2 separate regions of the Homo sapiens genome follow, and region 1 is linked to region 2. A link is a loop called in an ENCODE intact Hi-C map of the cell type or tissue named here. Cell type or tissue: heart left ventricle. All regions are shown on one strand. Links, peaks and the distances in the headings refer to the core of each region. The heading gives the core; the rest is flanking DNA. Region 1 overlaps ZDHHC21 (zDHHC palmitoyltransferase 21). Region 2 has its middle 100 kb from the start of TRH-GTG1-6.

Region 1 (13,324 bases), core at 605-8,604, 120 kb before region 2:
AACTCTCAGAGGGAGGAAACAATTTTTCTTTGGCCTATTAATTTTCATGAAAATTTTAGAGACCGTTTTACAGTAACCATTTATTACTGGAAGATTGATGACCAACTAAGGAAATTCCAATAATCAAATGAAGTATTAAGACGTTTGAAATTACAAACTAATTTTCTTCTCCAAATGAAAGGTAGAAACTGGAGAGAAATTAATGGCAATTAGACAGTCACCTTTTTTTAAAATGGAGAAATGGATTATGGGTTATATTTGAATATACGACATATATGTGTATATTTACATGCATAATGAATGTTGGAAAAAGATCAGCAGCATAGTAAATGTTTATTAAGAGATTAAAAATATCAGGAAGAAGAAAGTATATAAAAAGTGAGTATAAAAAGTGGGTTTTAAAAAGTCAAACCAGATTTTCCTTAGAGCCATCAATTGTAGATGCAAGCAGGTGATTTTTTTAAATAAAAATCATAATAATATGTTAGTAGCATTTTAGCAAATGAAAATCAAATCATTATGTTGGTTGTTAGAAAGCTACTTTAGGAATGAAGCAGTACATTATAAATAATTCTAGGGATCTGACAGTTACTTGTGTCTAGTAGTGCTGAGCAGAAATCGTTCTCTTAGCCTAAGTCTTATGGTTTCCTTGTTGTATCAAGCGGTGTACTTTTATAATTACCACCATATTAGCAGTAATGAAATGAAAACTCAGATTATGTTATGAAATTTCCAGGACCATTTTGCTTCCTATTGAGGAATCGAGTAATTTTTAGTTTTGTTTATGATATATTATCTCAATGTTTTAGTTTTGTTTATATGTTATCTCAATGAATGAAGTAATTCATACATATTATCAAGTTAGGTATATGGAGAGAAGAGCTTTACCACAGTATTTCCCATTGTAAGAAAAGACAGACAAATTTAAATACATAAAATTGAATGTTTATTAGCACTGTTCTAACCTACTTAAGTTTAATAGAGTAAAGCTAAATTCTAGGACCAGAATTATAACTAAACTTGAAGAAAGTATTTTATAATCTATGTAGCTCTAAATATTCCAATGATCTGAAGCAAATGAATGTTCAGTAGTTAGTCAATATACATTGAAATGAATTCCAGTCATTTCATTGATTTAGAAGTTGAGAGTTTGAAGCTACATTATAGACACATCCAAATTTCGTTATACCTTTTTGGTGGATTGATTCTTGTATCATTATAAAATATGCCTCTTTATTCTTAGTAATGATTCTTGCCTTCAAATTTTTTTTCTGTTATTAGTTTAACTATATCAGTTGTCTTTTAGTTAGTGTTTTCATGGTATATCTTTTTCTGTCTTTAATACTTTCAACCTATCTTGATTACTGTGTCTCATAATGTGCCTTACAGACAGCAGATATTTCATTAAAAAATTATCTTTTAATATGAAACATTTAGTAAATATTTACTTAGTATAACTGGTATTTTGTCATTTTCCTATTTATTATTTGACTTCATCTGTTCTGTGTTCCCATTTTTCTCCTTTTCTTTCCTGTTTTGGAATTTCTAATTTAAAAAAAATTCCAATTTTCTATTTCTAATGGCTTTTTCTTTTACTCTTTTTATAGTTTCCCCAAAAGTGAAAACATTATTCTGATTTTTTTGAAGTATAATATAAGTTAGTACTTTACCATTGTGCACCTAATGAAAGCAGTGGTCTTGGAACACCCTCTGTCATCATCATTTTTCATATTTTGGGGTAGAAGGTAGATGTAGAAAAAAATCACATGATAACAAGACATTATTGTTGTTACATATACATTATGTGTTATATTGTTATACAAGTTATATGTTACCTATAGTCAGTATTTGTTTTGAGTTATCTACATATTGGTGCTTTTTCTAGTACTCTTTATACCTGAGCCTCCTCTAGGCTTATTTTTTCTGCTTTTAGTGCAAGTCTCTTGGAACAAATTCTCTCAGTGTTGGTTCCCTGAAGATGCTTTTATTTCTCCTTCATTTTTGAAGGATTTATTGTTTGGCACAGAATTGTAGATTGGTGGTTACTTTCGTTCAGTTTTTAAAAGATGTTATTCCATTGTCTTATGGTTTCCATCATTTCTGTTGTAAAGTCAGTTGTTGGTCTTACTGTTACTCCAATGAAATATGTTTTTCTTTAGCTGTTTTTATGATTTCTTTTGGTCTTTGTATTTTAGCAATTATTCTGTGATTCTATGATGTGCTTTGGTATTGTTTTCTTTGCACTTTTTTCTGTTGGAGAGTTTATGTAACTTTGAATCTGTGGCCTGATGTCATTCTTAAGTTGTGGAAATTTCTTGGCCTTTGTCACTTCAAATATTACCTCTGCTCAATTTTTTCTCCTGCAGTTCTGGGATTCTACTTACATGTACGTGAAGTCTCATTGTGCTGCATATGTTCTGAATTTATTTCTTAACTTTCCTTTTTTATTCCCCCTCTGTGCTTCATTCTGGATATTTCCTATTAATTTATCCTCTGGTTTACTAATCACCTCTTCTGCCATGTCTAACCTACCCTTAAATCCTTCTAATGAGTTCTTAATTCAGTTATTATATTTTTCACTTTTAGAATTTCCATTTGATACTTTCTTTCATTGATAATTTCTGTGGTGAAATCATCTATTTTGTCATCTATTTTTTTAAACGTGTTAATCACAGTTTTTAATGTCTGTGTTTGATAACTTTAACTTTGAGATCCCCTTGTGGGTCCGTTTCTGTTGACTCTTTTTTTCTTCTCAATTTCCAGATATTTGGCCCTGTCTTCTGACATGTCTAAGTTAGAATACTGAGCATTTTGCATGACAAATTGTAGAAAGTGTGATTGTGTTCTTTCCTCAGATTTGATTTACTCTTTTTTTTTGATAGGATATAAGAGAAGCCTCATTTTTATCCAATCAGGGGTTTGTATAACAAGAATTTCTAATGCTAAATAACAGAACATTGGTCTTAATATAGCAGTTTTTGGAAAGATGCTATTTATTGCATTTATTGGTATTTTGTAAGGAATCTTGATTGCTGGATTTGTCTTTGTGAAAGACTAGTTTCAATTTGCCTTTATTCCAATAGTCTAGTCCTTCGGGGTCTCAGCTGAAAAACTGAGGTGTTTATTGTGGATTGTGCCCTACAGTTACTGTTTTCCTGGCCTTGGAGATTTTGCAGGATGTTCTGAGTCTCCGGTTCTACTTGACTTTTCATTCAGTACTGAATGTGAATTGACAGGTACTTTCAGATAAAAAGCAGTGCAGAATATATGGCTCACCTTAACGCCTGTCTACTTTCTCTGAGATTTTGGCCTCTTAAGTTCTGGGGAGTTTGGCTACTTGCCAGTATCTTTAAACAGCTGTGTATTTATTAATTAATTGGATTTTATCTGGCTTTTAATAGTGTTTTTGGTGTGAGTGTTGGTCTCATACGAACTGTTTCCTCATAGGTGTCAATGGCAATAGCATTTTGTTTAAAAAATTTCTTCCCAGGTGATTTTAATCATTGCTGCCTAATTGCATAACTCCAGGAGGCAACACTCACATCATAGTCTATGTAAACAGTATCCTGTGGAGTTGTGCAGTGCAAAACTTCTGTGGCCATAAGGTCTGAGAAGTGCTGTAGAGTAGGGAATGAGACTCATGGTGGACTTCATAGGTGAGATAGAGATTAACCAAATGGGGAGATGAAGGAGGTCATTGCTGGGCAAAAAAAACAACAAAACCCTTGAGGCTGTAACTGGAATAATTGGTTTTAAGGGCAAATCTTTAGTAAAATTCCAGCAGTATAACAAACTTCTCTAAAGCTAAATAATAAAATAATGTTCTTACTTCAGCAGTTCTTTTGTAAATTACATTTACTGTGTTTTTCATAAAGGTAGAAAAAAATTACCAATAATTTCAGAACCAAAGTCACCATTATTACCATTGACATTTAAAAAAATAATGTTTTATGGTGGAATATTCTTCAAAAAATACTGCCTCATCAGTGTTTTTTGCAAGTCTTTTCCTGTGTTTCTTTCATTTTTCTCTAAAACAAGCAAAAATCTGTATCCAGCTGTTGATTATGTGTATAAAACTATGTGTGAATAAAGACAGTATCAGGAACTTCATCTTATTATCCTTTCTATTATTCAGGATATGGAATAAGATCCCCGAAGGTCCCTAACTATCTTTGGATATTGCATTAATGATTATTATACATATTTTTTGTGGGAGTAATGATGCAGTTAAAGCATGTGGTGGACTTTGACCCTGTGTTCTTCTGTCAGCCAGACTGAAGCAAAAGCTGTAGTCTGCATTTTCTTTCTACCCTTTCACGTAGATAGGTGGCAGCATAGTATCTTTTCTAGCCCATCTTTAAATTCCAAAGCTGAATGGAATTGCCTGGGTCAGAAGAGAAAGTGTTAACTTTCTTGTTTTTCTTTTCTTGTTTTTTAAGGCGAAAGTGTTTATTCATTAAACAACAACAACAAAAAAAATGAGTTGCACTTTGACCATTGATGTAATGGCACTTAACCTGTATTCAGTAGAAAACTGGTACGTTGTATGTTATGCTCATGGTAAAGACAGTTGAGAGAAAGCAGGTTGTTCACAAATTCTGGGAAATGAACAGATTGGGAGCCTGATTTTCTTCCATTTCTCTCTTCTCCTCGCCTTCTGTTTTCAGGAGAGCTCTTTCTGAGCTGGATTATTTTAATTTCTTTGCAAGTGCCCCATTGTTTTTTATAGTAACTTAATGCTTTTTAGATTTCTTCTTAATCTTTACTTTTAAAATATTCTTTTATCACGAACGTTCAAAGATTTATATGTTTTTACCATGTGAAGTTTTGAGGAAATACTTGAATTTATCTTTTGTTGAGGAAGTAAGGACTAAGATGTGCAGGAGATAAGGAATTTATAGTTTATCATGAATCAATGCCCAAATTTAGGATTTATTTTTTAAGCTATAGATATTGATTTATATTCTGAGTCTTATACTAAAAAAAGGCCTGTGAACCTAAAAAGAATTAGTATTTACTATCTTTATCAGAAATAGTAACTTAAAAAATCCCCAAATTCTCAGTGTAAAAAATGCATGTCTAGAAAAATTGCAGAAACTTGAGTAATAGTTTTGTTTTCTAAATAAATGGAGATAAATTAAACATTTTTTGTTAGAATCACTAAATCAATAAAGATTATAAACTTTGAGATGTTTGGAGAAGTTTTTCAGATGTTAGACATTAAATTAGTTTGCATCATTTGCATTTATCATTCCAGTATAATGTTGAATTTTACTTAAAACCCCTCTCGAAAGTAATGTTTGACTTTAAATATTTATTGGCATGAAAATCATTGTCTAGGTTCTAAAACCTGTAGATTGGGTAATGATTTGGCATTTAAGTGAATAAAATAGATGGATTTTGAAGAAAATGAACTTTCATTTTTTACCAAGGTCCATATTTGACTATTTCACATAGTTACTTTAAATGCTTATAAGCAGATGCCTAGTCATTTGGTATATTATGAAACTCTATTTCATTTTATTGGATACTGGTTATTTACCAAAACTAGAAAATTACGGTTTTCAATTAAATATGAAGGAAAGTACCACTGTATTTAAAGAGTATACCTTCTTAAATTTATTGTATGTTTATCCATGAATATTTTATTGGTAACATGTTTTCTTTTTATATTATTCTGGATTTGTGTATTACTTGGATTAGTGGAAAATGTCTACTCCTATGAAATATTTCTGAAGGGATAAATAGTATGGTTGCCATCTTACAGGTAAGGTAACTGAAATTCAGAGAAGTTCAATACCTTGTCCAATCACAAACTTGCCACTTGACAGAGGTGTGATTTGGGCCCATGTCCCTAAGTCATGTGCTTGCTATTACTAAATCCTATTCAAACTCCCATTCAATACTACTTTTTGCATTTTTCCCCCAAGGAATTTTTTAGCAATATTATTGTAGGATTAATAATATTAAATATATTTAAAAATACTAAACATCATAATATCTGCTCTTCAGAGAAAGCTCAGTGAACCTCCTGATTGGTAGATTAATATTTTGCTGTTTTCATTGAGGCAGTCTGTTATATCTTATAAAGGCATCGCAGTGGGTTAAAAATATTTTTTTAAATATGTTCCTGCTGGAAATCAGCTGCAGGCAAAGTTTACTATTTCTCTACATGAGAAAATACAAGGTTTTTAAAAAAATAATTTGTGGCTATTACTGTCAGAGATTATACAGCTAATCTTTGATGGTATACCACTTTAATTCTAAAATTATGTCCTTTAGCTTCTTTTTAGATGAAGTGGATTCTGATAATTTCTAATTGTTGTATACTTATTTTTATGTGAAGGGGAAAAGCATACTAACTGCGTTTAAGGCTATGAGAGCAGTGGGTGACAGAAGGGGAAGAGAGGAGAGAGAATTTCAATAAAGGAAATGCTGCCAAAATTCAGAAGAGGAAAATAAATAATGTTTAGCAGCCTAGCCAACTCTTCTGCTAGGAAGATACATTATTATTATTCCAATTGGCTGATATCTAATAGTGTTGCTAGGGATTTGATGTCAGAACTGTTCCTACAGAATTATTTGCCTAGCCTTTTGGCTAACAAAAAAAAGAAATAGCCAGAAGACTTGGCTGCAGGTAGCTTTGAATATTTGTAAATCTTTTCATAATTTATTTTAATCTTTTTGTGTAATCTGTTTTAAAGTCGCCTGAGTACTTCTGCTATTTAAAAAAATATTGTAGCCTTAATAATAACTTTTATTTTCTTAATATCTAGAAGGTCATTTATTTTGTTCACTGAAGAATGGAAAAAAATTGCTAAAATACACATTTAGCTTTTTAGATTTTTGGAAAGAATAGCCAAGAGTCAAGAATAGCCAAGAGTATTGTGGAATTAAAATTGATATGAGATGAAAATTATTTTTAGTGCTAATATAAAAGTAATTTGGCTTTTTTGTTCCTGTTTCCTGAGATGCTACTAGAGATATTCCTTAGTAACATTTTTTATTTTTTTTGCTTGAAAAGAATAATGTCAGATATAGTTTATATTTCTAAAGAAATAAGAATAATCTATTTATTCTAACAATTGCCAATTCCATTTGTCAGTATATCTCTACGCTTTTAGTGAGAGATGGAACACAGAAACCTTATAATAAATCTTAATCCTGTCCTACAACACCAGGTTGACTGAGTATATGTCCTCATTAAACATGTTTCCATAGTCAGTTATAAATATTAATAGCATTTAACATAGAAAATTTAGCAGTTTTTATTTCTCTGTAAAACTGTTACAGTTACTGTGAATTTAAATGGTTAAAACCTGGCAGCAATTTTATTGTCTTACTCTTCTTTTACTTTTACCAAACACTGTAGCACTGCATTAATTGGTGAATGTAGTAAGGAAGTATGTTATCCTGTTCTCTTATTGGATTGCCCAAACTTTTCTAGAATTTTTACTGCTAAAATATGGTCAGGCAGACAAAATAATTTTTCTGGAATACTTCACCCTCAGCCATGAACCTGACAGTCAGATGCTAGTGAAATACGCTCTGTAAGACAATTGCATACATATGATTACCAAAATTTAGTAGATAATTCTGAACACTCAATGACAGCCATTAGGGAGGTATAAATAATTATTTGTTTCACTTTAGATATTAATTGCCATTAGGATGTAATAAGACTGAGAAAAGTACATTTTACCTGAGCGTTGGGTTGGGAAGTGGAGGGGTTTTATGTAGAATAAGCTTGTAACTTCTTTTCTTATGTTTTAGAATATAATAAACTTTAGCTAAGGGTCATTCCAAAAAGTGCTCATACCCATACAGGTATCATGGGATTTTATTTTAGGATTAAATTAAGATTGCTTATTTTAATGTGAGAGTATTTGCCTTATGAACCTACCCTCAGCATGTGAAGTTGGTTATTTAGTTATTTTGAAAATTCAAATCTGTATGCTTTAGATATCTCAGATGTGATCTAAGCTGTTTCTGTTATTTTTATTTTTTAATTTTATGATTTTTACTGTCTCCAGGTGTTTCTATTCTTTTAACAACAGAGAAAAACAAAATCCTTTACCAGTGGGTACAGTGGTTCTCAGTTGGGAGGAGGTTGACTTTCCCCCACAGAAAACATTTGGTAATGTCTGGAGATGTTTTTGGTTGTCGCAGCTAGGGGAGTGCTACTGGCATCTAGTGGGTGGAGGCCAGGGATTCTGCTAAATGTTCTGCAATGCACAAGAGTGTCCCCTGTAACAAAACATTATCCAGCCGAGTGTCAGTAGTGCTGAGGTTGAGAAACTGTTCAGTAGGAGGAAGATCACAAAGAAAAAAAAAATTTTTACTTTTCAGAGTAGTCTTATAAAAACACAGAAAAGTACGTATAAGCTGTGGTTTATAAATAAAAATTGCTTCAAACTCATTGATAGGAAAATTGTCATTTTATATATAAAATTTTATTTGTAAAACACAGTTTTTTTATTTTAATAAATTGTGAGGAACATTTATTAAGTCATTCAGTACATATTATTGAGTGTCTATTCACTTCCCCTTCGTCTAGGCTCTAAAACAAAGTTCCTGTGTTTAAGGAGCTTACGTTCCAATTAGAGAAGACAGGCAATAAACAAATATATGGTAAACAATATGAGTATTATGACGTATAATAAAGCAGGGTACAGGGGTGGATATAGTCAAGGAAGACCTTTCTCTAGTGACGCTTGAACAGAGACCTGGAACTCAAGCAAGTCACTGTTGTTGACATTCTCAAGGAACAGTAGGGAGACCAGTGTATCTTGAGTGGAGTGAGTTAGGGACAGAGCAATAGGAGATGATGAGTTGAGAGTAGTAAGGGCTGTGATTGGACTGGAGACTTTATTAAGATGGTTAGTGGTTGGGACTTTGTAAGCTGTTGGAGGGTTTTGAGCCATTACACAATCTCATTTACATTTTAGTAAAAAAAACCTGATTGCTATGAAAAATAAAGGACAAGGATAATAGCAAGAAGACCAGCTACTAGGCTGCTAAAATACCGTCCAAATATGAAATGATTATTAGTAGTGGTAGAAGCGTTTACAAGTGGTCTATTATAGTTTGAAGAGCTAACAGAATTTGGTGATAATTTGAATGTGGGCTGTGAGATAGAATGCGAAACGTCAAGGATATTTCCAGGGCTTCACCGCCCAAACAACTGGAAGAATGGAGATACCAGTTACCGAGAGGGGGAGCCTGACGGAAGAATAGTTTCTGGGAAGAAGTTAAAGATTTGGGTTTTACACATGTTTACTCTGCCTGCTTAACTTCCAGGGACAGATGTTAATTAAGCAGCTAGATACAAAAATCTGGATTTCAATGGGGTGGTCTGAGCTAGATAAATAAATTTGGGAGCTTTCAGCATAAAGATGATATTTAAAGACATGGAAACTGACTGGAGATTTCCTAGAAGTAATTCGAAATAGAAAAGAAAAGAGTTCTGAAGACCAAACTAGGCACTCATCAGTTTTTGAAGTTGGAAAGACGAAAGGTAATAAGAAAGGTGACTAAGACTGCAGCCAGTGAAACACGAGTAGAATGGTGGTGAGAGAGGGTCAAGAAACGTGGTGGTAAATTGAAAGAGAAATTATCATGATGGACTGTGGAATATAAACAAGTAGGGAGTTGAATATATTCTGGAAAGCCAATGACATGGTGGTTGGGCCAAGGAATTGGAGCTCCCGTCGGGGTTGAGAATTTGTTAGCATTGATAGTCAACAGGGAGTTAGCTCAAAAGAAAGCATGTGGTATTCATAAGGTGACATACTTGAAATTGTAATTATGTTATGAGTTACAGTTCTTAGAAATGATAAGGTATAGTATATAGTCTTAGAATTTGAATTGAGATTAGGATATAAGTTTATAGGAAGATATGAGCTGAAGGAATTCACAGATCAAGTATTTAATTATTTGTTAGATCATAAATAGCCAAATCTGACTCTTCTTTTCATTTAGCTTGCATTAAGAGGTGGTGCCCCCCACTGCCTAGTTTTGTAACATTTAAAAATTTTTAAATGATACAGTTCTAAAAGATTATGAGATAGGAGTATAGGAATATTATTAATATTTCATGAGAGTGACCCTCTCCTCCTCTGCTGGTTTATGTGTGAGGACATAAGTATGTTTATGTACATGTTGCCTATGTGTTTCTTTTTCTGTGTTTATTGCTGCTATTATACATGTGAAACAGTCCTTGTAGATACTTTTCTCTGTCTCTTCACATGTTGAGGGAAGAGACAGTTCTTTGTCCAATTTTCTTTGTTTTCATTCATTCATTTAATAAATATTTGTTGAGCTGGAGCTGATTCTACATTCCAGGCACTCATGATTGAACAAGACAGGCAAAAGTCCCCATCTTCAAGAAACTTGCATACTGCTAAGAGAGACAAAACAACAAATAAATAGATATATATCAGATGGAGATAAATACTATGAAAAAAATAAAATACAGCAAGGAAATAGGGAATACTGGGATTTTCTGTAATTTGGTCAAGGAAAAGGTCTCTGATAAGGCGATATTTAAGTAGAAACCTGAAGAAAGTGAGGGGAGTATGCTTGTGGTTGTCTGGGGAGTTTTCTGGGAAGAACAAATGCAGCAGTCCTGATTTGAAAGTTCGCTAGCTATGTCTGAGAAATAGCAAGGAGGTCAGTGTAGTTGTAGGTGAGCCAGGAAGAAAGTGGTAGATGAGATCAGAGAGGTGGTCTGACTCTTCCTCTCCTTTTTTCCTGTCTCTCACATCCTTTTCTGTGTCTTATTTGACAAATTTTTGTCTCTGTTTTTTATAGGCCATTTATAACTAACTTTTATGTTTTATATGTATTTTAAGAGTTTGGTTTTCTAAAATTAATAAAAGTATTTTTATATTCTGTATTTCACTGTTACAACTTTTTGTACCTTTTATATTGTAAAATGTGATACACATATGAAGGAGTGCATAAAAATAAAAACAGTTAAGTGAATCATCCTGGTGTTTCTTTTGGGCAACATTTGGAAGATTTATCCTTTTTGTTACTTTAGATACAGTTTATTTTCATTGTTGTGAATCCTCATAATATTTCATTTAATATAAAGCCATTTATTCGTTCTGTTGATGGACATTTACTTTGTTTCTAGTTTTTGGAGGTTATAAATAATGCTATTGTGAGCAGCCTTGTTTATTCCTCCTGCTGTCCATGTGCATGTGTTTCACTTAGATGTATAGCGAGAAGTGCTGGTGTTCGAAGGTTAAGTGGTATGTTCCTTTAGATAGTGTTAAACAGTTTTCCAAAATAGTTGCACCCATTTAAACTCCTACCAGTAGAGTATATGAATTCTGATGGCCTCATATCCTTACTAATACTTAAATCTTCTTAACATTAGCCATTTGGTATGTATGAGCAGTACTTCATTGTGTTTTAATTTACATTTCTCTGATGACTAATGATACTGAACCTCTTTTCATATATTTACTGATTATATGACTGGCCTATTTGGCAAAGTGTGCCTATTTAAGTATTTTTCCCATTTGACTTTTTCTTGGTAATTGTAGGGCGTTTTAGATTAGTCCTTTTTTTGGAATGTGTTGTAAACATCTTCCACTCTTTGGTTTATCTTTTCACTCTCTTAATGGCATTTTTTGGTAAACAGAGGTTTTAAATTTTAATGTACTCCACCTTATCAACCGTTTCATTTTTGAGTAGTGTTTTTTGGGTTCAGTTTATAAAATATTTTTTATCCTTTCTAAAACCAATGTAATTCTCCTTTATTATCATCTAGGTACTATATTTTTCTGTCTTTCCCATTTCTACCTGGAATTGAATTTTGTGATTCTCATGAGATAGAAGTCAGGGTTTCAGTTTTTTCATAGATGAATAGTCAATTGATTTAGCACCATTTATTGAAAAGATAATTCTTTCCCCTCCACTCTGTAGTGCCATCTTTCTCCTAATCATGATTCATATGTGTGTGTGTCTGTTTCTGTTTCTTTTCTAGTCTGTTGATCTATTTGTCTCTCCTTGTGGAGAGACAATACCACACTGTCATTACAACTGTGGTTTTATAAGAAATGTTATCTAGTAGAACAGTAGTTTTTAACCTTTTTTTAAATTCCCATTTTCCTCCTATGGAAATTTTCTCCTCTCACCACCCCTGTGAAGTTAAATACTAAGAAAAAAGATTTTGTCAGATAAGATTGTGTAGAGCCACAAACCATAGTGATAGCTAAGACTTTTTTTCTCCCTCTAAGAACCAGTTTTCTCCCACTTGGGAGCAAAACTTGCCCTGTCGAGAATACATGCAGTAGAACCGACTTTCCTACCTTGCTCTGTTTATATGAGCCTCATGGTATTCTTTGTGTTTGTTTTTTCCTATGAAATAAAGAAACAGCTTAGCAATTTCTACAGACTAAAGCAAAGTAAATATATATATATATGTGTGTGTGTGTGTGTGTATACATATGTATGTGTGTATATATATAAACTCCCACCAGTTGTATATAGTATGTAATGTGGTTATATATAAGCAACCTGATCAAATTGAGTTTATCCTAGGAATGAAAGGTGGTTTTTGCACTAGAAAATAAGTCAGTATATTTTATCACATTAACAGATTAGAAAAAAAATTCAAATAGAGCATCTCAGTGTATGAAGACAAAGATAAAATTCAGGATTCATTCAGGTTACACACTCTTAGTAAACTAGAACTTAGGAGAACTTTCATAATCAGATAAATGGTCTTTCTTCCCGACCCCCTTAAAAAAAAAACACACAAAATCAACCAACTATAGCATGCTAAGATGAAATGTTGACTTCTTCCCTCCAGGTTGGAGACAAGGCATTGATGCCCCCACTATCACCATTATTATTCTTAAATATACTACTAGAAATTCTAGCCAGTGCAGTAAGACAAGAGAAAGAAAGAAAAGGTACAACTGCTGAAGGAAATAAAACTGTCATTACACATAGATGATGTAACTGTATAAATGATTTATCTATAGATTCTTTTGGGTTTTTAAGAAAGTATAAAAAATGTGACTATGAAACAATATTTTTAAAAATCTATTTTTATATGCTCACAAACAAACCTTTAGACAATGAAATTAATAGCAAATGCCATTTATAATAGAATCAAAAAACAGGAAATTGCTGAATTAAATCTGACAAAGTGCAAGTCCTTTAGAAGAAACTTAACGAAAGGTAATGGAGAGAATATATTATACGTGAATGTATGCATGAGTATGTGTTGTAACTTGAAAATGTAACTTTAAAATTTTTATGCAAATACAAATTATCTGGAATAATCAAGACGTTCTTGCAAAAG
Region 2 (17,138 bases), core at 4,228-12,227:
AATATGGTCTGAGATGGGCAAAGTGGGGAAAGCAGAGGAGGAGATGGAGGAGAAAGAAGGGTGGGAGGCAGAAGGGCAGCAGGATCAGAGAAAGAGCCCTTTATCTCCAGCCACGGACACTAAAAACCCAGTGTAAAATTGGCCTGCTGTCTCCAAAGCACTTAAAGTAGCATTGAGTCATCTTTCTTTTCCACCATCTCCTTGTGTTGGAATGAGAAGGGGAGAGGAAGTGGGTCCATTCTGAAACACTGACTTTCACCATGAATAGGGCAGGGGTTCTGTTTAGAGGCAGGAGGTCCAGATGGGACTTATGAATGGATTCGGCCTGAAGGGACAGTGATGAGGCAGGAGAGGAGGTTTTGGGGTTTTGTTTTTCAAGTGTTGTTTCATTTGCAGAATTTATGGTAAAGTGCATAAGTCAAAAACAAAATGGCTCTCTGTTGGCCCAGACATCTGTGGAGTTCTTTGATAAGCATCCCTTGTACTTTTCCAAGGCTACAGAGATCCCTAGAAGGCAGCAAGAACAGGGCAGCGGTGGTGGCGTTTGAGGCTGAGTACCTTGGTGATGCAGGGAGATGGGAGTGAAGGAGGACACCTGTGCTTCCTACAGCTTACTGGGACTTTGAAAGCTGAAGCACAGCCTGTCAGAAACCTTGTTCAAATGCCATCCTCCTGGGAAATCCCTTCCATTTGTGCAGCCCTCCACAGCGTCTTCATCCAGACCTCCCGCCAGCACCACACAGCAGGAGCAGGTGCAGGCGAGGACCCTGCAGTGTACAGAGGCTGAATGATAATGTGCTGTTGTCAAAGTTAGTGAATGGCAAAGCCGGGGCTTGAATTTAGGTTCTTTTGATTCTAAGCCCAGTTCTTTTTCCTCAGTGTTCAGGCCTGCTATTGTGTGTAAATGTGAATTAGTTCATGAACAGTTGGTCAAAGAGAAATGATGTTGGTATAAGGAAGACATAGTGTTGGCTCATACATGATTTATCTGAAGGGACCTCAAATAATAACAGTAGAATGAAAATATTCATTGGGAAAAAGAGAAACCCTTAGCTTGGCTGCTGCACGGGCATCAGGAGTCCCTGTCAATTGTATTTTTACAGATTCAAAATAGGAACTGACCTCTGTGCTGGCAGGCCAGGCCTGTGTGGCTTCTGGCTGATGGCGACTTGCATTGCCTCCATGCCCACCTTCATGGGTGGCCCTACTGACTCACAACTTCACTTCTAATTGCATTGCTTTATCTCTTGTCAGCCTTGCTCTAATTTTCAGCATTTCTACCCCGTTATTTCTGTACATTTTTAATATGTGAAGTGAGAGTCTGTGGCCATGTTGGCGGCCTTGCAGGGCAGCAAAGTCTCTCCCCACCTACTGGTGATCATTGCTTTGGTTGGTGCTTCAGTTACAAAATGCAAAGGTTTTTAAAGGTCTGCCCCAAATTTATGTTTCTTATTAGCCCTCTCACTTAATCTCTCATCTTCTGATTAGGTATATGTATTTACTTTTATTAAACACACATAATCACATGGACTCATTACAAGAATGGGTTATATGGGGTGAATTCTACTACTTTCACTTTACAAAAAAAAACAAAAAAAAAAAACAGACTTTAAGAGGTTAAATAATGTTTTCAAGTGGTAGAATTGGAGCTGAACCCAAAGTCTGCCTGACTCCAATCACATTTGTGGTTAGTAGCTACCATATTGGGCAGCACAACTGTAGACTGTCGTGCTCTGCTCTACCATGTCAGTTTCCTGAGCTTCACGGCATTCTGAGCTTGCAATTTGTGGCATTTTAAAATATTGCAGAATGACCTGTCTGTTGGAATGCAGAATTGATGCTTTCAGTCACAGAATGGCTGTTCTATAAGAAACTTCTTGTTTTGCTCACATTTTTGCAAAATTAAGATTTAAAATTTAAAAGAATACCTGAGTTCAGATATAAAAGAATATTTGACTTGCTCCTAGTTTTTCCCCCAAGATCACATGGCATGGTTAGCCTGAAAAACAGAAAATTGGGAGATATTATAATAGCCAACTTCAGATATTGAAAAGACAATTTTGTGAGAAAGGATTCGATTTCTATATAACCAAAGGCGGCCACAAGTAGAGCAATGGATAAAGAATAGTCAGTTTTGTGTGAAAAGAGAGGAGGCTGGCTTGGAAGAGAGTGTGTGCCTATATTAGAACAAAATAAGTAGATGAAATCAGTGATCTGTGGTCAATCTTAAGTAATTACAGAACAAAGAGCAGATTCAATCAACTGTTAATTTTAAAAAAGGAAATTCTAAAAAATAAGATGTAAAATAAATGAAAAATAAAACAGAAAAGCAATAGGGAAAACCAACAAAGTCAAAAGTGGGAGCTTTTAAAAGATTAATAAAATTGACAAAACCTTAGCGAGACTGATCAAGAAAAAAAGAGAAAAAGAATTACCACTTTTAGGAATGAATGAAAGAAGGGTTATCATGACAGAACCCATTGACACTGACACAATAAGAAGATATTATAAACAATTTTATGTCAGTTAATTTGGCAGATAAAATGGATAACTTTTTGGAATACATTTTACCAAAACTGACCTGATAAGAAATAGAATCTGAATAGCCTATAGCTGCTAGAGACTTTGAATTCATAATTTAAAACTTTTCCAGAAAGAAAACTCCAGACTCATATGGCTTCACTGGTAAATTCTATCAAATATTTAAAGAAATAATAATGCTCCCACACAACCTGTGTCAGAAAATAGAGAGGGAGAGAAGACTTCCTAGCTTATTTATTGAGGCCAGCATTACATTGATAGCAAAACCAAACAAGACTATTCCAAGAAAAGAAAATTACAGACAAATACTCAATATGAATATAGACACAAAAATCCTTGACAAATCAAATTGCCGGATATTTAGCAAATCAAATCCAGCAATTTATAGAAAGAATAATAAACGCTCAACCAAGCAGGATTCAAGAATGCAAGAGTCGTTCAACATTGCAAAATTAATTAGTAATCCACAACCTTAAGAGATTAAAAGAGAAGAAGTCTATGATCATCTCAGTAGATGCAGGATAAACATTAGATTTACATTTATGACTTTTTCAAAAAGAAAACTCTAAGCAAAATAAGAATAGACAGAATTTCTTTAATCAAGACCACTATAAAAACCTATAGCTAACATTAACCTTGATGAAATATTGAAGGCTTTCCACCTAAGATTGGAAATGAACAAGAATGTATTTTCTCACCACTGTTATTCAACATTGTAGATGGAGATTGTGGCCATTGAAATAGTGAAAGAAAAAGAAGTAAAAAGCACACAGCTTGGAAAGGAGGAAGTCTAATTCTCTTTCTCCACAGATGACATACTTGTGTACAAAGAAAATCCTAAAAAATCTACATGCCATTCTCCTGCCTCAGCCTCCCGAGTAGCTGGGACTACAGGCGCCTGCCACCATGTCTGGCTAATTTTTTGTATTTTTAGTAGAGATGGGGTTTCACCGTGTTAACCAGGATGGTCTCGATCTCCTGACCTCATGATCCACCCACCTCGGCCTCCCAAAGTGCTGGGATTACAGGCGTGAGCCACCGCGCCCGGCCCAATTTCCCTAACTCTTACAAATCAACTGCCTTCCCAGTTACGCATTTTCATAGCACTTCTTTAAAGCATCCATCATAGGTGTAATTTTGTATATACTCAACGTGAATGTGTGATTAATGTCATTCCTCCCCGTCCCCCGAGCTGTAAGTTCCTCCAGAGCAAGGAGCATGTATATTTTTGCTCACCAGTACCTAGTAAACTATCTGGCACATGGCAGGTAAGCAATAAATATTTGCTGAAAGAATGAAGACTGCCTGATGAATGAAAATTTTTATTGTAATCAGTTCCGCTGCCACTTTGACAAAAGCAGGTGAAACCATAAAACTCTGCTATCCATTCCTCCCTCTCTCCTCTAATTCCAAATCTATGCACACACACCCCACACTGCCTATGGGGGCCTTCTTTTTTTCCTTCTCGTTTTCCTGAGTTCATTGGCACCAGAATTTACTTGTCTTACAACATGTGTGTGTGGCAAAGGCGTTGAGAAGGGGAGTGAAAGAGGTGGGGTTGGGAGGGTGGGGGGGTGGGCATATGGGGAGATTTGCCTCTTAATGGCAGCTTTAAAGAGATAACCCTGCCCTTAAGGAGCCCAGCAGTAAGAGACTTTGTCAGTCATTAAGAAATCTGCAGCGGCCTTTGTTTGTTCATAAGAACTTTCACACTGGAGGGCATTCCAGGCCACCTATCACTGCTTTCCATCAAGGCTTGGGGGTTTCATGTTTATCTGTGTTACTCATGTGTTGAACTTGCACCAGCCTCCCTGAGTGGCTTTAGGAGGCTTATTTGTGAAACCCGCCTATCGCTTGGCAAGATTTGCCTTGTTAGAAAGGGGCAACATGGCAGTATATTATTACTCCGCCTTCACTAGTGCTTTCATTTTTTATCTTATTCTCTGCCTTCTGAAAGCATGAAGGGAGAATACTGCTCAGATCTCATGGACTGGGACTGCTTGTAGCACTAGGCAGTCCTCTAGAGTCTGCCTATCACCGGCTTTAGTGTTCAGATATTCAAACATTGAGATGGAAAAGTGTATTGATTTACTTTTTTTTTTTCAACTTTGTATTTTGAAATCATTTGTAGATTCAAAGGAAGTTGCAAAGAAAAAAAAAAGGTACAGGGAGGTGCCACGCACCTTTCATCTTACTTTTTGTTTTTATTTACAAATGCGATACATGAACATTATGGAATTTCAAAGAGTACAAATGTATACAAAAGCGCATGTTCCTCCTCAGTAATTGAGTCAACATTTTTCTAATATTTTTCCTATGCACAAATGAGTATATGGATATGGTTGTGTTATTTATCAAAAACAGGATCATGCTGTCCAGCAAACTTCTTTTCCTTACCCAGAATCAAAGTAAAAAATATTTCTGTGTCGGTAGCCATAGCTGCCGTATATTCTTGTAAACAGCAACATAATAAGAGAGAAAATGTTTCAAACCCTTATTTTTAGGAAACATGGCATTTTTTTGGAAAGAAAAGTTAGTATAAGAATGAGCACACTGCAATTCCAGACTGACTTCTCAAAAGAAAAAAAAAAAAATACCTTTTCTAAGGGAAGCTCAGACTCTCAGACTCTGTTCGTGGTTTTAATCAAATTATCCTTGTCTGTAAACAAACACCTTCTCCAGGAGAAGCTGGAGGTGGATCTTATCATCACCGGTATGTCTCCCACTTTAATAATCAGTTGTTTCCATTCCCTTAAGTGCTTAATCTTCTTGTTTAGGAAGGTAAAAATTCTGCTACTTGTCTCAAAAATGGCCTTTTATCCAGCATGCTGAATGAGACTCAGGGCCTTCCTCCGGGAGTCCTTAGGGATGATAGAGATCAGTTGCAATGAGATCTCGAGGGAGGCAGTGGGAAGGACTACCGGAACCCACCATGCAGGTGGGTGGGAAGCCAGTCCTCCCTAGTGGGTAAGCACTGTCCGTGGCATGGGATCTGCTCAGTGCTGACTTATTTTTAAAAGAGAGGCCGACTCGCTCCAGGCCTCCTCCAGACAGCATCACCAAGGGCAGAAAGTGAAGGTGGGGCCCTGGGGATTGCTACTGGCTATTTTGATGGGCTCAGGTACTAGAGATGAGGCCCTTGTAGTCTTAATGTTGGATCCATCTCTTCTCTGCAAAATCCAGACCCCTCAGGACACTGGCTGGAGGGAGATTGCAGAGTATGACAACAGTGCTAGAGGCTGAGGAGAAATAGCTGTTAGAATGGCCACAGGTCCCTCCCTGAACCTCAGAAAGAATGGAAAGCTCGACTTCTTCCCTCGGAGGAGAATGAGAGGGATTGAAGATGTCTCTGTCTCATCACCTGGCTTGCTACACGTTCTCTGCTACCCTCATGCTGACCATGGGCCCAGTCGAAGGCTCACCTAAATTCCCCTGACTGACGCTCTGTTTCTGCCAGGTCCAGGGAAATGATTGGATAACATGTCTGACTACTCCAAACAGGCTCTTAATGGGCAATATTCACTTGTTACTGTTAGCTGGAGTTGCCTTCTCCCACACTTTGCATTTTGGCTCCACCAGGACCTCTGAGCCTGAAACCCAGAAGTCATTGCAGACTCCTCTCTCCATCAGCCTGCACACCCAAGGCCCGCTCTTCTGTACTCTAATGACTCTTTATGGCCACCCCTACGGTCTGAGGTCATTCATTCACTCGACAGATGTTCGAGTGTTTGTGCGCCAGCCTCTGGGCGTGAATGATGAGCAAACTCAGCCCTTCTTGTCCCTGCCTTCATGGCGCCTGTGGCTTAGGGAAAGAAAGTCTTCATCTGTTTTTCCTAAGCTTTCGCACCAGACTGCTCTGTTCTCAGCTTTGCTAACTCAGTTCATCCTCCCTGTGGTCTCTAGCGCATTAAAAAGAAAACACCCCCACCCTCAACCCAAGTCTTAATCTCATCTTTCTTCCTGATGGTATGGAGAAAGAAGCAGCACTATATGAAGTGGCAAAGGAGCAAAGGCTTAATTTTAACTCTTCTGCTGATTATCTGTGTGAGTTCTGGTAAATCTCAGTTCTCTCACTTTAAAAATGGAGTTGGAGGAGGTAATACCAGTGCTAAAATTTATACTGATTCTAATCATTAGCTACAGCTAGGAATGGAGCTTTGCGTAATTTTCAAAGTACTTTATGAAGATATGATTGCTATATAAATAGCTATCCATGTTTAATGTATACATCTTGATGAGTTTGGGAGTAAGTATACACCCATGAAACCATCGCCACCATCAAGGCTCCAAACACATTCATGCATGACCTTATTTCATCCTCACGACGACCCTGTGAGGGATACTATTCTCAGCCCCCTTTTATAGGTAAAGAATCTGAAGTTTACAAAGTTTAAGTAACCTGTGCATGCTCCCCCAGCTAGCAAGTGGCAGACCAGAACTCAGGACTAGTTCCCAAACGGGAGCTCGTTTCTCTATGTGCTGTACTATGACCTATTACTATGTTTGTGAGCACAGGGCTCCTAGACTCAGTACAGGATTAGACTGGAATTGACAGAGCTAAAAAGCTAAAAATAAAATAAATCACAAAATAGCTTAATAAAATGATTCCCCAAATCGCCTCTAAACCTGTTGGCTCCATGGGTCAAGATCCCTGAGCACTGATCACTCCTATCCACGGAGCTGGAAGGGAGTTAAGCCAGCCCCAGAGCCTGGGGAGGTGCAGGGGATGGATGAGAAGCCAGCTAGAGCCCTGGGCAGAGGCAAAGAGAGCAGACTGTGAGGACATCTGAATGGCTTCATTTTCACTTCCTCACTCTGCTTTTCCTCTCTATTTTTCTCTCTCGGTCTCTATATCTGTTTTCCTCTCTGATTATATTTATATCTCCCCTTCTCCTCTACGTGGTGAAGTGAGACTTCTTTCCCCCTGTCTGCTTTCTCTCTCATTCTCTCTTAGTTATTAGCAATGCGATTTGGGGCTATTTATGGGCACAGAAGTTAAGAGTCCTGCCCAGAGGTCACACAACTAGTAGGGAACAACGCTGTGATTTGGACCCTGGCTTCTCGGACAGTGCCCGTTGGCCACAGTCCATCTTGCTTGTTGAAGAGGCGGTGACTGTGAATAGTTGAAGGCAGTGAGAGACGCATTGTAGCCTCTCTGCGAAGGTTACTGTCCTCAGGCTCAGCTCTAGGCAGATCACTAGTTTATTTGCCAGTGGTGACGGAAATTAAAGCACTGCCAGGGCATGCCTGAGCAACAGTTGGTGATTGCTTTGGGCTACAGACCTGGCTTTTCCCAAACATTTGTTCTAGCTAGTGAGGTGTGCAAGTTGGAAAAGGCTGTTAGAGGCAGCCATGGCTAAAGGGTAGGAGGGGAGGCTGCAGAAGTGGGGGAAGTGGAACTGTAGGCAGGCGCAGACGCTGTGGAAAAAGGAATTGGAGAGGAAGAGCTGAGATTTGGGGTATTTTAGGGATTTAAGCAAGGCAAGATGTAATCACCCCCCAAAGTGTACATGAAGCCCTCAGTAGTGCTTTTGAAGTTACTTCGTGTTTTTAAACATCCAGTTAGCCTTTAGAACGGTATCAGGTGAGATGAGTTCAGTCAATGAAGCCAGTCACAACTGGCGTCCACCTGAGAGCCCCGTTGGCCTGATCTCCCCAGGTTATGGGCTACACCGGCATGCTTATAAGTTTCACTCTCAGTGAAAGACGCCCCGCAGGCCCCCGACGGAGGAGTGCTCAGCCCCTGGACATGCCTTTTGGGAATGCTAGCCCCAGTTCGGGATTTGTTTCCTGTTTAGCTCTGCCGGTGACCCCCGGTCAGCTGTCCTCTGGCGTTCCCCAGCCTCACAGAAGGGGAAGGGCACAGGTTTGTCATTTCTGTCCCCGTCTCTTTGTTCCTTGCGGATCCCAGTTTTCTCCATAAATGCTGCAGCCTCTCTCTCCTGGCCGCTCCTTCCCCTGCTTCCCTTATCATCTTTCGGCATTTCCTGCTTGTGTAATCAACTCATCAAAAGGAGGGGTCCCCACAGTGACAGTGATAACGAGCCTCCCAGCAGGTCCGCGTGTGTATGGGCTGCACAGAGTGCCTCGATGATGAGAGGATGCCCAGGGGATCTGTAAAGCCTTGGTGGGCGGGCGCTTTCAGGCCAGCACCCCAAAGTTGACCTCTGCTTCCTGAGAGCTCTTGGAAGGCGGTGCTGGAGGGAATGGCAGGTGGGAATCCTCCTTCCACCTAGAGCACCTGAGGGAGCCAGGCTGAGGCAGGCGCTGATTGCAGGGAGAGGAGGAAGTGTGTAGCCACGCTGCCCTCGCCGCCAGGCCAGAGAGCTGCCCCAAAGGCAGCTCTGGAAGTGCCTGGGGAGTTGCTGGCCTTGAGCAGCCCGAGGAGGTCTCTGGCCCCATCTCTTTCCCTGGCTGCTGTCACAGCAACTGGACTTCCTCCTGCCTGTGACGACATTGGGTGAACGTAGTTGTGAGATTGATGAGACACAGACTGTATCTCATTGCCCTTCACAGCCCCAGTGTTTACTGTGATGCTTGGCACATAGTAGGCATTCAGCATCATTGCTGCCATCTGAGAAAATTAAAACAGGAAAATACGATCAACATTAACAGGCTCGCTACCCAATCATTGCTCAGGGGGAAAAAAATACAAATAAGGTGAAGAATGGAGTAGGGAGAGAGAGAAAAAAGGAGGAACCCAGAGCATGGGGTACTTCAAAGGCAGAGACCTGGGTGGGGCATTTCAGTCCCCTCAAACCCCCTCCTGCCTGGGAATTAAAAAAAGAAAAGAAAAAAAAAAAACCGGAGGAGGGAGAAACAGAAGAATCGCCAGCCATGAGGGGATAAGCTGGTCGGTGAAGGGCAGGTTCTTTTGCCGCCAGCCCAGAGTCAGGCTACCTTAAGCGCCTGTCCTGTCTGAGACTGTGGCTGACATGTTTCCCCAGGTGAATATAAAAATACCCAAAGGACAGAGCCCTTCGGCAGCGGTTGCTTTTCTTCTTTGAAGTTCACAGGCTGAAACAAGTTGCCTCTTCTGCCTCACACACAGAGAAAACTCCGGTAATAAAGCAATTTTTTCCCTTCATTTTGACTGAATCAAATAAGAGTTTGTCCTTTTAAATTGTCTGCGGAAAATGTAAATTCTAAGCCTGAAAGTCATTCAGAAAATATTAGCAGGGCATACGGAAGGCAGAATGACTACGTGTCAATGAAAAAAGGTTGCCTGGATTTCGTGGTGTACAATAGGGGCTCCAATAATCAACAGCACCATTTGTAGAGATGTGTTTGCCTTTTTGTATTTTAGCAAAAGAAAAAAGCAGGAATAAATATACTTGTCCTCGTCTGGATTTCTTATTATAGTGGCAGGATTCTTTAAGATTCTCCCTGCAGTATTCAGGTTTTTACTCTTCAGAAGAAAAAAAAAAGGCTGTTCAGAGCAAGTTGTTTTATTAGTAAATGTTAGTTCCTGACTTGTGTGTGTGCTTATTGGAAGGACTAGTTCAAAGTCCAGGAAGAAACAGAAATGATCAGTGCTTAGGGGATAAAGAATTTTTTTCCCGAGAGTATGACAGAATGACTAAGTGAGGGAGCATGTCCAGAGTCAGATAGATTCTGGGCACACCCTACTCCTCCCTCCTCATTTTTGACCAGCTCTTCTCTAGATGAAGGAAATAATGTTTCTAGGCCATCTTCAGAAGGAAGGAAGCACCAGGCCCATTGCCTCCTGGTTGAGAAACTGTTCTCAAGGCTGATTTATCCTTCCAGACTGCAGGACTCTTCTTTAACAGTGATTTCAAAGAGTTAAACTGCTTCCATATGTCCAGCATGAGAATGGAGTTTGTAGCCTTTGGCAACCTCAGCTGAATCCAGCTGCAGCTGCTACCTGTGTGTTCCACTGTGTGTGTGTGCGCGTGTGAGTGTTCTCACACACACCCGCACGCCCGTGTGTGCAGTGACATCTGAACCATGTTCCGACTGTGTCAATGAAACTGTTATGTCTTTGTTGGGGAGATATGAATTCTGAGCAATTACAGCTCCCTCTCTCCTCATTCCCTCCCACCCCCCTCCCCTCCCTTCATCTGCTCAGCAAGGACCATGGACCATGTCAAACAATATACAACAGAGAAGAATGCAAATAAACTTTAGTCTGCATCGCCCAGCAAAGCAGTTAGCCGCCCACTTGCAAGATACTTAACTCTTGTACACATGATACACAAAGAACGCTAGCTACTTTCACCAATCCCTTCAGACCAAAAAAAAAAAAAAAAAAAGGCAAAAGAACTGATCCTTGTCTTTCTATCTGTGAGGTTGCAGTTCCTCCTGCTAATAAAGGAGCTTTCTCCCATGATGCAGTGTGATAAGGATTGGCCTACATGTAGTCCAGCAAGCCACCGCTGATGTTTTCTTGATTAGGTGTCTTATCTTCCATTGAGCTGCATCTGATGAAGGTTGCTGACAGCATAATGGCTGGGAAAACGTCGGACAGCTCCATAAAATGGCAGCTATGTTATGACATGTCAGCCAGGACCTGGTGGATGGTAAGTTTGGCGTAATAACATTTTTTTCACCCACCCCCAAAACTTCCCTCCCTTCTTCCTTTCGAGCTCCTCCTCTATTGTTCCATGCACGTGTTATAAAGTTCGCTGCCTGTGGAAAGTTCAAGCTCAAGTTTTGGGACCCTGGGGTGCCTCTGCACACCAGTGTGCTAGATAGGATTTCCCTGCTATTGTGGCCGGGGGCATAGGCCTTCTTTTTAAAAAGGCAGCATGAGTTTTTGTTCCCTTTTTTTTTTTTTTTAAAGAAAAATGCAAATGGTACAGTCGGTCCCAGGCCGGCTGCTGTGAAATAGATGGAGGTGGGGCAGTCAGTAGGGGATTGGAGCCTTCTTGGCTAATTGTTCTTGCATTGGTCTTAAAACAGAGTAATGTACTTCTTTCTGCAGCTCCTCTGAATAATGATTTAGATAGTGTATTGTATCATGTTGTGTGCGGCTCCCTCATCAGTATGCGACTGTCCCCCACGCTTTGCCTTAATTTGGAATCCACCTCCCTTTCAATGAATACTGTAACTGGAGCAACCACTGATTACTATGCCACTCAGCGTAATTAAATTTAGTTAATGAGGATATGCATATTCAGTTCATTATTTTTCTTTGCTCAGGCAAATGTGTGTGGGTTTGTTGTTGCTGTTTTTCCCCTCTTATATTTGTCCAGCTGCAAATGTGGGGAAGAAGGAAAGGAGCATAGAAATTCAGGGAGGGATATTGGTGAATCCTGTGACTCAACTTTTAACATAATATTGGGAAGAGAGAAGTTGTAACTTTCTGTAATCAGAGTGCTGGGATGAGAGGTAGTAGTTTGGGGAAAGAAAACCTTTCACATCCAAAAAGTGCTACATGATAAATTTCAACATACTGATTTCTGTTGTGTGGACAATGGTCTCTTGTATGCAATAGTCGTGACAAGAATGGGGAACCCTTTCCACAGGCAAGCATTTCATATGACTATTAAATTCGTCATTGGGTTCATTCATCTGAACATTTACTTTCTTTTCTCATTTTCTTTTTCTTCTTTTTTTTTCTTCTTTTTGCCCCTTTCCTTTTCTGTCTTGATTGCTTTTACTCGTTTGCTTCGATAATTATTGTGCTTACTACAAGGGCCGTTTTTCTCACAATTAGTACAGTGGAAGACAATGGGCACTTTATTCTAGGTGGGGAGGGGTATGGCCAGCCCTGGTGGTCAGCTCATCCACTGTGCCCGGACAGAAGGAAGCCTGGTCTGATTAGTCCTGGCTTCTGGCATTGCCAGGCAAGAGGGTTTCTTATGAATGTGTTTGAATTTCCTGAAAGGTGGATGTTATGCTGTTGATCCTAGGCGTCTCGTGAAAGCTCAACGTTCAGGGAAGCTTCCCTGGAAGCTGAGTCCTTCTCTGCACCCTTTCTCGTTAATGTGAGATGTGTAAACCTGCAGGAGAACTTTTCTGCCGCTGCTACTTGTTGCTGTTTTGAGTACTCTCAGAAAGAAAGGCCAGTTCCTCAAGGAGAGACAGAAACCTCTCTCTCTCTCTCTCTCCCTCTCTCTTTCCCCTCACCCCTATTTTATTCCTGATGAAATAGATTTTACAAGTGATATAAACTCTAAAGTGGCAAACTGTTATTTATGGTTGTATCTCTTACTATACTTTAGTACTGTGCGTGTACATGGTGAAATCAACTGGCAGATGCTTGGGGAAAAATGCTGTGAAATGTTTGTGTAAAAGATTTGCTTTCTGTGACAATACCAAGGCTTGGAAGTGATGTTTTAATAGTTACCCTGCCTCTTAACTGTCATTTTACGTTGTTCTAAGAAGTGAGTTTTAAAATCAATATTCTTACTAAATGAAACATTTTCTGTTGGGGAAAAGTAAAAAGGTTTACTCTCTACAATTTTACTGAAAAACTGGGATTAAGATGGGTATAGTAAGCCAATCACTATTAATATTTTGACATTAAATTTCACCATTCTACTTCTGTACAGTCAGATTGCAGCTTCTCAAGAGAAGTAGGCTGTGAATATTATTACTAAAGATTTGCATAAGCTGATTGTTCGTTTTTAGAAATTGTGGTCTTTTATTGCTGAGAAGATGCCGAGTGTGTACAGGGACAAGTTCAGAGGTAAAATATTAGGCTAAAAATTATTGCGTAATTTATTTTGGTATTTAATCTTCATTAGGTTACATGAAGAGTACGTAAGTTTCTTATTGGGACCATTCTGTTTTAATAAACTTTGTTATTTTGGCACCAAAGTGTTTAAGGGATTATTATTTAATGTGTCATTGAAAACTTGGAATGACAGATGCTTTGTGGAAAACCTAATTAATCAAACTAAATGATTGCTTATCTTTAGTAATACATTGGAAGAGAGAGAATTTAGAAGAGAGACAGAATACATGGCGGTTACTTTTACATGGTTCCCCTGTTGTGGATGTAAGGAAGATTTTTTAAATGTGTTTTAAGGTTCTTACAAACTCGTTTATTGTGATTCTTCTCTCACCGTGACACTGATTCTTTTATTTTTATAATAACTCTGGGCTCTTTGTGTAAGAAAGGATATTGTGTCCTTCTTTGGCTTAATCAAATAAAATTTTAGTAACCAGATCCTGAATTCCAAAGCTGCAGTGTTAAAGTACCCAGGCAATTGCTTCCTGACTTATTGTCTGTTTCAGTTAGATTCTCTTATTGTGTGACAATGATCATAAATTCTACTTGACAGGGAAAAAGCCCAAACAAGACGTAGTTGTCCAATTCTACATCTGTTTTCCTTCCTAGACAGGCATGTTTTAGTAAAACAGAGGGAGGAAAAACATTTTATTGAGACAGCTAAAAATAAACAAGTACACGAAGAGTAAACTCCTGTGTGTGTGTTAAATATCATCTACCTACATTCAGTTTTTAAAATGACGCATCCTTATATATTTTACTTCTTTAGATGATTTTGTATGTGACTTCTTTCAAGGAGAAAAATCGCGTAAGCAGTTTAAATTACCGTTGCTTGGCTATATTTAGAGTTCTGTTGATGACCTTTCACATTATTTAAAAATACCACTTGGAATGTATTAAAGACATATCTCCTAAACAGCACTATTTCATTAATGGTTATTGATGATGCTATATGTTTCCTTTTAAAGCACTCATAAATAAAACTACCAAAAACAATTTTTGGACTTTCCATTCTATTTTGTACTTCACATTTAAAGCTCTCTGTGAGACTTAGTAGAACTTCTTTGTCAGCTATTTGGAACTTCAGAGTAGCAGGTATGCACCAGACATTATTTTTTTCTCCAACTTTCATAAATCTAATCATTTGATCCCATCAGAACCAGGCCAGAACATTTGTAAGTTTACTTTAATCATGAAGGGTAATTATTTGAATATTAATCTGTAAAATTAATTTGAAAATTAATTTGCCAGTCTATGCAACTTGAAATTCTCGTAGTCTTGTAAATAGTAACCACAGTGAATGGGCATATAAGCACAAACACTAGGCTAGATCCTCTGTTATCCAAGGTTATTCTTTGTTGAACACCAATCAGTCTGCTCAGTTGTAATGTGCTTTTTATTTGTCTTGAAAGAAAATCATTTTTACTTTTTGAGAAGTTAGTGTGTTAAAACAGTGAACCAAGTACCCTCACATAATCTTATTTTGTTTAAGACAATGTTAATAAAAGTGTTAAATCCATCAATTGTTTGCTAGGCTGTTTTAATAATCAAATTTTGTTCTCAATGTTAATTTTAATTAAACAACTTGGCAATAATATCAGTATATGTAGGCCACATTGAAAAGATTGTTTTCACAGCAAACATTTCTCTGAAGCCTTTGAGAAGTTGAAGTGAAAGATATATAATTGACTATTTTAAACTGAAAATCCTAAAATTAATAGATCCTCTGATAAATGCTGAAACTAGTATATGTTACGGTCTGTATTTCATTTTCTTTTACTAAAAACTAAAGAATTTCTAAAGAGTCTGATAAATATGCTAAATATATATATTAGAAAACTTCTGCCTAACCTAATAACCGCAGCTAGACTCCTATGGTAATCTACCAGCCATGCAAAGATATATCTGAAAATCAAAATTCAATATTTATTTAATTTCAAATTGTATTTAATTTCTAGAAATGTAATTGAATATGGAAATGTAGAAATGTGGTAGAAACTAATAGATACCATACCATACATATAATAACCATAACAACTAGTTGTCTAAAGATATTATGTCTAAATATTGGATCTATTTGTAGAATTTGAAACTATAAAATTTATGTTTCAGTTGACAAATACCTGTAAAGAACATACTATATGCCAGGCTCTTTCTAAGGTGCAGAGGAGACCAATCCTATCGCCCCATTCTGGAATCAAACCCATGTCACAGTGTTATGGAGGGGGGTGATCGACATCATATTAATGAAAGCTTCTGAATAATTTCTGTTTTCTCTAAAATGTTGCTAACTATATAGCTATTATAATACCTTTGCAGATTTATCACTCAGTGTCATGGTAATTAGTACATCTTTTCAGTATCCTTTCTTAGACCCATAGGTGAATGTTAATTTTACTATTACTTCTAAGCTATCTCCTGTACAATTAATGACATAGATAAAGAATAATGGTTTATCGAATACTAGTTTCTGAGTAAAACAACAACAACGATGATGATATCTGAGTAAAAAGAAAATTTTAACATCTGTAAATAATAGTAATTCGTTTTTAATATATCAAATTTTGTCACAGAGAAATTATACTTTTTTCTTTCATGTCTTCCTTACCTATGTTCTTTAGTGTTGCATTTTCATTTGTGGTACCATTTTAGCATATTTAAATACAAGTGAACTATATGAAGATGTGGTAAAATACATTAATCTTCTTCCAAGATACTTTCTTATGTGGGAATGACTTTTATTTCATTTTCCATGATTTATTTTCATGTATGTGCCTGCATAATGTAACATGTAAACTTTGGATAAAGAAAAGTATCCTTAGATCCTATCTTAATAAACAGTGATTAGATGGTTATTAATTTAATCAGAGAGTAAGGAAACACAAGTGCCTGCCTATCCTCTTTTCCAGTTCTTTTTTGGAAGCAAAGGGTCGTGTTCTCAAGGAGAGTTATCTCTTCTATCTATGGGAAAGCTGGTGTTGATTTTCCAGTTTAGAGACTAGTCAACAAAGAGAGATATCTGATGCTCACGACATCATTGAAACTACAGCATATTTCTGTAACATGGCTGAATGATGTCAATCACTATTTTTAGGCATTTTAAAATTCCCCGAGATTGTTATTTTCTATGCTGTGATTTGTAATACATATTGTTCTGAGGGGGTGAGAAAGTCTGCTCAGAAATAGGAAAATTTAGCAGGGCAGGAAAAGAGAATTACATTCCCCTGTTGCGTCTCAATGTGCAAAAAAGTCAGGATATTGATATTCAGTGCAAAAGTTCTTTTCACAAGAAGTTCTGCTAAGGGATATATGTAGCTATGCTACATGTTTTATTAACTTTTAAGAATTCTAAATTTTATTGCATTTTAAATGCTTAGCAAAGAGCCAGGAGAAAAGAAAGTACTCAGGAAATGTTCGTTATGATCATTATTATTATTTCAACTTACACTAAGCATGCTTTATAAATGGAACAGATTTAACATATCATGTAATAAACAGCTTTAATAACAATTTCCATTTCTCAATGTTCTAACATTAATTTTACCCCAGCACCTCCCTAAAAATATGACTTTATTCAGAGAGCTTTTTTTTTCTAACTTCTCACATACTATGTTCATTTTCTGAGGTTAGAACATAATGGATATGTTTATGAGCACAGGGCTGAATCCTGGGAAATGTAGATTTGGTGACCTCTGGCAAATGAATTTGCTCCTCTCACGGCTGGTAGAGGCAGCTGTAAAGTGCAGATAATCATACTCATTACATGTCGCTCCAACCTGTCGTGAGGATGAATGAGATGGAGTCGGCGAGGCACCTGGTGAATGCTTTGTAAATACAAGGTCCACGACACATATCCAAGGGGGCTAATACAAATTGTGGCTATTTATACAGTCTCAGG

Evidence for each region. A loop is a pair of places that touch in the nucleus more often than their neighbours do. Peaks named below come from ENCODE experiments on the same cell type or tissue, not always from the same donor. Only the 100,000 strongest peaks of a DNase experiment are listed, where the experiment ranks them.
Region 1: a loop joins it to region 2, with 2.0 times the contacts of the local background. A loop is called at or near these places in 1 of 110 quality-filtered maps.

What each region holds. Positions count from the first base shown.
Region 1 is chr9:14,643,951-14,657,274 of GRCh38, reverse strand. The region is part of intron 7 of ZDHHC21 (zDHHC palmitoyltransferase 21); the gene reads left to right. Among named protein-coding and RNA genes, the nearest start is that of ZDHHC21, 43 kb to the left of the region's middle. In heart left ventricle, for the core only: a CTCF peak has its summit at 4,318; no DNase peak of the experiment used is centred there.
Region 2 is chr9:14,525,890-14,543,027 of GRCh38, reverse strand. It overlaps a transcript of NFIB not described here. Among named protein-coding and RNA genes, the nearest start is that of TRH-GTG1-6, 100 kb to the right of the region's middle. In heart left ventricle, for the core only: no CTCF peak of the experiment used is centred there; no DNase peak of the experiment used is centred there; H3K4me3 peaks cover 977 bases; H3K27ac peaks cover 1,631 bases.